Linked DNA regions of Homo sapiens: region 2 is linked to region 1. Evidence: chromatin loops called from intact Hi-C (ENCODE). Cell type or tissue: A673. All regions are shown on one strand. Each heading gives the region's core, and the rest is flanking DNA. Links, peaks and the distances in the headings are about the cores only. Region 1 has its middle 8.3 kb from the start of PPP1R1A. Region 2 has its middle 75 kb from the start of DCD.

Region 1 (2,915 bases), core at 151-2,650:
CAGGTGAGGGATAGTCTCTATTCAGAAATTAGAACAACCAGGCTAATATATGAATCAAAACCTGAAACCATTTAGTGTCACTTCTCCAGGCTGCTGGGCCCTGCTTCAGTCAGAAGCTTGTGTGGGAAAGCAGGGAGTGAGTGGCTGGCTCTGCTCCACTTCTCTGTCCTGCTCTCCCTCCTGCTCTGCCCCTAGCCCGGCCTTTCCCCCGCCCTCACTAGAAGCTGTTTCAGAGTGAGGTGTGTTGGTGAGGGGTGGGGTGGTGCAGAGCCGACTGGCAGGGGTAGATCAGTTTTGAGATCAGTTGGTACTCAGCCTCCTCCATCAGTTGGTACTCAGCCTCCTCCATCAGCTGATACCACCCTCAGGCTCTTTCTCTGTGTTCTCTGGTGATTATTCTCTGACAGGCGTTTTCCTGGGTCTTCAGGGTTCACCTCACCTGTGTCCCAGGAGTTGAGACTCCTTCCTCAGCTGCTGGGGTCCTTTTGTTCATTGAGGTAGCCCTATTGCACAGGATCCAAGATGGACCCAGGGGAATGCACCTGTCTCCTTCTCAGGGGCCCGTAGCTGGTTCTGCCCTGATTAGGCAAACCCTGTGGTGCAGGGTGTCTCAGTAGCAGCTCTGCTGGAATGCTCACATGTCCCCAGTCCTCTCTCTCCTTCTAAACTTCTGGGAAGTACCCAGACTCCAGAACACTCTGTTCCCAATGCTGGGGGCCACATTCTCAGCTCTTCGGGTAACCCGTGCAGGCATCTCACTGGGTTTGCTGTAAGGGAGTAGGCGCCTCTCTCCTTCCTTGGGAGGGAGGGGATGGGGCTAACAGCAGTTTTCTCCATACATTTCTTCCTCGCAGAATCCTCCCTCTCCTCCATACTATGACCCTCTTTTATATTCTTGATCTGGCTGAGGGGGTCAGAAACTAGTTTTTAAAATTTTTCACATGATGATTTGGTGCCTCGGTTTGAAATTTCCTTTGTTGTATCTTGGTGCCTGGAAATTATACTTTTATATCCTTTTACAAAAGGAACTGGGTTTAAGACTGTGCCAGGAGGGAGGGGTGTCAGGCTCTAAGTCTATACTAGCAACTTCGCTTCTCTTTGTCAGGGAAAGCTGGACACAAAACAAACATTCCATCCCAGAGGTGGAATGGCCAGCAGAGGGCAGCAGATCCTGCTTAAAACCCTGCTTCCCTCCTTGGACTCATTGGTGCTAGATTATTTCATTCAATCTCCAGACGCCACATGTCCCCCAGGTGCTGGGGCTCAGCTCTCATGGCATCTCAATCAGTTCCCTGGCATTAGCCCCACTTCCTGGCTCTCTGCAGTCTAACCACCATTCTTCCTTTTTGAAGTATCAAAAATGAATCAGTCTGCATTGGATGCTAACAGCCGTGTACTAAGCACCTGTGTTGCAATGAGTGCAGAGATCAAAGCCATACTCTCTGCCCTGGAGAAGCCAAGCTGGTGAGGGAGACTTGTGAACAGACACTGAGAGCTGCAAAATAGTAACTGCTGTTGTAGAGGCAGAAATAAGGACTTTGGGAGCATTGAGGAAGGGGCAGCCTGAAGGAACCAGAGAAGGCTTGCAGAGGAGGGCGAATTGGAGTTAGGCTTTTTTTTTTTTTAATTTAAAGTTGAGTAGGACTTACAGGAAGAATAATGTGAGAATAAGGGGGAAGCAGATTGACAGAATTCTGGTGGACAAGGGAGGTGAAATTAGCAAGGGAGGCGGAGAGAGGGTAGCAAAGAGTGGTGGCTACGGCAGTGTTTGGAGACTAAGGGGAGACTGGGGTCTTGGGGGACCCTTGGGGAGACACCTTAGCAGAAGAAGAGCTTCCTTTTCCTCTCCCAGTTTCCAGAAAGAGGGTCTGAGGCTCTGGGGCTGCAAGGATTCTATTGAACTTAGAGGTTATTGGAAGAAATGGAGGGGGATGGGAGTCTTGAACTCTTCAGAGAAGCAACACTTGAAGGATTCGATGTTGTTTAGCTGGGAGAAAAGAAGATTCGATGTTGTGTAGCCGGGTGGGTGAGCTTGGCATAATAGAGGGAGTGAGAGCATGGGCTTTGGATGGAGTCAGTCCGGCCTTGGAACAAATCCTGATTCTTCCAATACTCCAGTGACCTTGGGCTGGTTGCTTTACTTCTCTGATCTTATTTCCTTATCGAAGAAATAGGAATAATAATAATTCCTACATCTTAGAGATGTTTCAAGTATTGAATGGGATAATATACACAAAACTCTTAGCACACTTCCTTGTTAGTTCTCATTAAATGGTATTATTTATTATTAAAATGATTGTCTTTAGATGTTTTAAGGGTTGTCATGTGGAAATAAGAACCCACGTACCTGTGCTGCTCCACCAGGCTGAACAAGTTAGAGGGAGACAAGTTTGACTGGCAGGGAGGCAGAAGGCCCCATCTAAGCCACCAGGGCCTGGAGGAAGCTACCTTATGCAGAAGGAGTTCTCTGCTGATGGAGGGATCCAGGCAAAAACTGTCTGGGGGCTCTTTCCAAATCAATGCTTCAGAATCCTGGGTTGTTCTGAAATTATGCATCAGTCTATAAGTGAAAGATTCTGTGATTCCACTTGAAGGAAAAGGGCCCCTGGGACAGGAGAGAAGGAGCTAACAGGAGAAAGAATAAGTGCTTTGCTAATCTAGAGCCTTATAATCTGAGGCCTCAACTGTTCTGTCTCCTTGGGTAAGGGAGGACTTGCGGAGGGCTCTATGGAGGCTGTCCTGACCCTCTTCCTACCCCCCTGTGAAGGAACTCCATATTCTGTGTAGGAAGTTTGGGAGTGAAGGGGGACATTGTTTTTTTGATAAGACCCTTTCCCACCCCCTATAAAAGAAAGTCCCCATTTTGGAGTCCCCCTACCTGAACATGTGTTGAGAAGGCCTTTCTGCGCTATAGC
Region 2 (2,915 bases), core at 291-2,790, 130 kb after region 1:
CTCATTATTTTTCTGTTTCCAGACAGTAATTTTGTTAATTACACTATGCTTTACTACTTTCTGAATAAACAACTGAAGAGCATGAACCAAACATGATGTTACAATTGTGTGAGTTTGCTTAATACCTTTACAGTTTATAAATATTTCTATAGCCAACTTTGCTATAGCTGTGTGAAACCCTGAAATCGCTCTGAAATCAAATGAAGGAGCACCCCAGTATAATGCATATTTTGAATTAAAAACCTTTAGGAATCAATGGGCCCTAGAAGAGACTTTTCTCCTATCTCCATAAAGATCAGATGGATCCATCAAGAACAATTGCTTTTCCTTTCCTTCATTGTTATCTCATTATCTATTAATATTTCAGGAAAGGAAAGAATGTAACCAGACCTGGCCCAACCATTTTGCAAAATAATTCCTGTCTCTCAGTTCGTTCAACTTCCAAAGAGAACCATTTGAAAGTCCATCTCTGTTCCCCCTTTCATTCATTCTCCCAAGTACCCATTCTTTTTCCTTTGGTAATCATTTACTGTCTCTCCACAGTTACTATATTCCCTATCTTCCCCCTCCCCTCTGAAAGAAGATTATATAAGTGTTTGGGCCCCACTGGGAAATTGGGTAATCTCTGTGATTCTCCCCATGCACACGGTTAAATAAATTTGTACGCCTTTTCTCTTATTAGTCAGCCTTATTGTGAGGCAATAATGGTTCGCTAATTTTTTCATTGAAAAGAATTTGCTGATTTTTTTTTTTTCAGTGAACCTTTCTAGGGCAAGGGGGAAGCTTCTCCATGGCCTCTACAGTTTTGGCATAGTCAATAATGGTTCACTGATTTTTTCACTGAAAAGGGTTTGCTGATTTTTTTTTCTGTGAACATTTCTAGGGCAAGGGGGAAGCTTCCCCATGGCCCCTACGGTTTTGGCATAGTTGGCAGAATCATCAAAGCCATTGTGCACTTCTGGAGACCATAGTGAAGGGAATCCAGGACCCAACAAAGTTGGCAAAGAAATGGTAAGAATTCCTTACTGGTCAGCCTCCCAGTTTCTTTCTTTCCATGAACTCTCTGGTCGAGTGAATGGTAAAAAAAAAAAAAAAAAAATCACTCTCTCTCTTTTCCTTTCCAAATTTAAGATTAGTGAGAGAAAACGTTTTATATGGGACTAGTTGGGTTTTAGCAACTCTGGTGTATTTAATTTGGGGTGTGAATATTTATATTGTTTTATTACTGGAAAGGGGTCCCAATCCAGACCCCAAAAGAGGGTTCTTGGATCTTGTGCAAGAAAGAATCTGGGGCAAGTCCATAGCGTAAACGAAAGCAAGTTTACTAAGAAAGTAAAGGAATAAGAGAATGGCTACTCTATATGCAGAGCAGCCCATTTTTATGGTTATTTCTTGATTATATGCTAAAGAAGGTATGGATTATTCATGAGTTTTCCGGGAGAGGGGTGGGCAATTCCTAGAACTGAGGGTTCCTCCCTTTTTTTTTTTTTTTTTTTTTTAGAACATTTAGGGTAACTTCCTGACATTGCCATGACATTTGTAAACTGTCACAGTGCTGTTGGGAGTGTGCCTTAGCATGCTAATGCATTATAATTAGTGTGTAATGAGCAATGAGGACCAGCAGAGGTCACTGTCATTGCCATCTTGGTTTTGGGAGGTTTTGGCTGGCTTCTTTACTGCAACCTGTTGTATCAGCAAGGTCTTTATGACCTGTATCATGTGCCGACCTCCCATCTCATCCTGTGACTAAGAATGCCTTAACCTCCTGGCAATGCAGCCCAGTATGTCTCAGCCTTATTTTACCCCGTCCCTATTCAAGATGGAGGCACTGTGGTTCAAATGCCTTTGACAGTTTGCACTCTTTTTCTCTCAGAAATAGCCTTTTGTTGTTGTTGTTCCATTTTCCTTTGTCTTTCTGTGTTATTCTTTTATAAAGAGGGGTACCACAGGGTAGAACATGAGCCTAGATCCCCTATAAGCCCACTGTTCAGGCTGGCCCTGCAGACTGGTTAGTTTTTTGCTGAGCTGACTAGATGAGCATCTGTAAAGATAAACTGCTTTTAGTCCCTGAAACAAAAACTGGATTTTTTTTTTTTTGGTTTATAACCTTGGGAGCTTGTCTTTGTGACTAAGTGTGGGTACTCTCTTAGTCTCTGCCATCAGGAGGGTATGAATTTTTGGGTTCATGTTAGGTGACCAATCTGAAAAGACTGGGAGTCTGAGACATGTACGATTTTAAGCAGCACATTATTTATACCAAATGTGCCAAGCTTTTAGGGGAGATTTGCCATAAAAGGTCCCATTTTTATGGGACTTTTGTTGTCTTTTGTTACTTTCAGCCTATTTCTGAGAGTGAATTTTTGGGCATTATGGGGACTGCCTCTTCTGTGCCCTCTCCAGAAACACATCTTGCTTATACAGTGACAACCTATTCTCAACCTGGGAAATTACCACCTTGGCTTACTATGAAGAGGCTTATTGGATTAAGTCATTATTGGAATAAATAAACCATTGAAAATTCTAATTATAAGTGGCCAGCAGAGGATCTTTTGAATGAGAAAGGCTTAAATTTAAGGAAAATTTTAAAGAGCTCTCATTCTAAGCATTTGCCTTATTTGTATTTATGAGAAGATCAAATTGAAAGAAAGACATGCACTAGTGTTGTGGCTTGCTTTAAGAACTCTCCTGACAAGATTAAAAAACAGAAATCTAATCTAGAACAAAAGTTAAAATCTGCCCCCAATTTAAATTTCCCTACAACTTATACTCTTCTTTATCCTCAACTACATGTCCCAGACCCCCCGAGAAGATTCTTTGATCATCTGGGCCCCTGGTCAAAATCCCCCTCCTCAAAATCCAGTCTTAACCCCACAGCAAACTTCTGTAATAACCCCTAAAACAATTACACCCCTAAT

The links. A loop is a pair of places that touch in the nucleus more often than their neighbours do. Peaks named below come from ENCODE experiments on the same cell type or tissue, not always from the same donor. Only the 100,000 strongest peaks of a DNase experiment are listed, where the experiment ranks them.
Region 2: it touches region 1 in a loop (2.3-fold over the local background); 1 of 110 quality-filtered maps calls a loop at or near these places.

Annotation. Positions count from the first base shown.
Region 1 is chr12:54,595,474-54,598,388 of GRCh38, forward strand. No RefSeq gene overlaps it. Among named protein-coding and RNA genes, the nearest start is that of PPP1R1A, 8.3 kb to the left of the region's middle. In A673, for the core only: a CTCF peak has its summit at 1,157 (motif pointing right); a DNase peak (open chromatin) is centred at 1,178; H3K27ac peaks cover 1,296 bases.
Region 2 is chr12:54,722,209-54,725,123 of GRCh38, forward strand. No RefSeq gene overlaps it. Among named protein-coding and RNA genes, the nearest start is that of DCD, 75 kb to the left of the region's middle. In A673, for the core only: CTCF peaks have their summits at 1,627 (motif pointing right) and 1,831; a DNase peak (open chromatin) is centred at 1,623.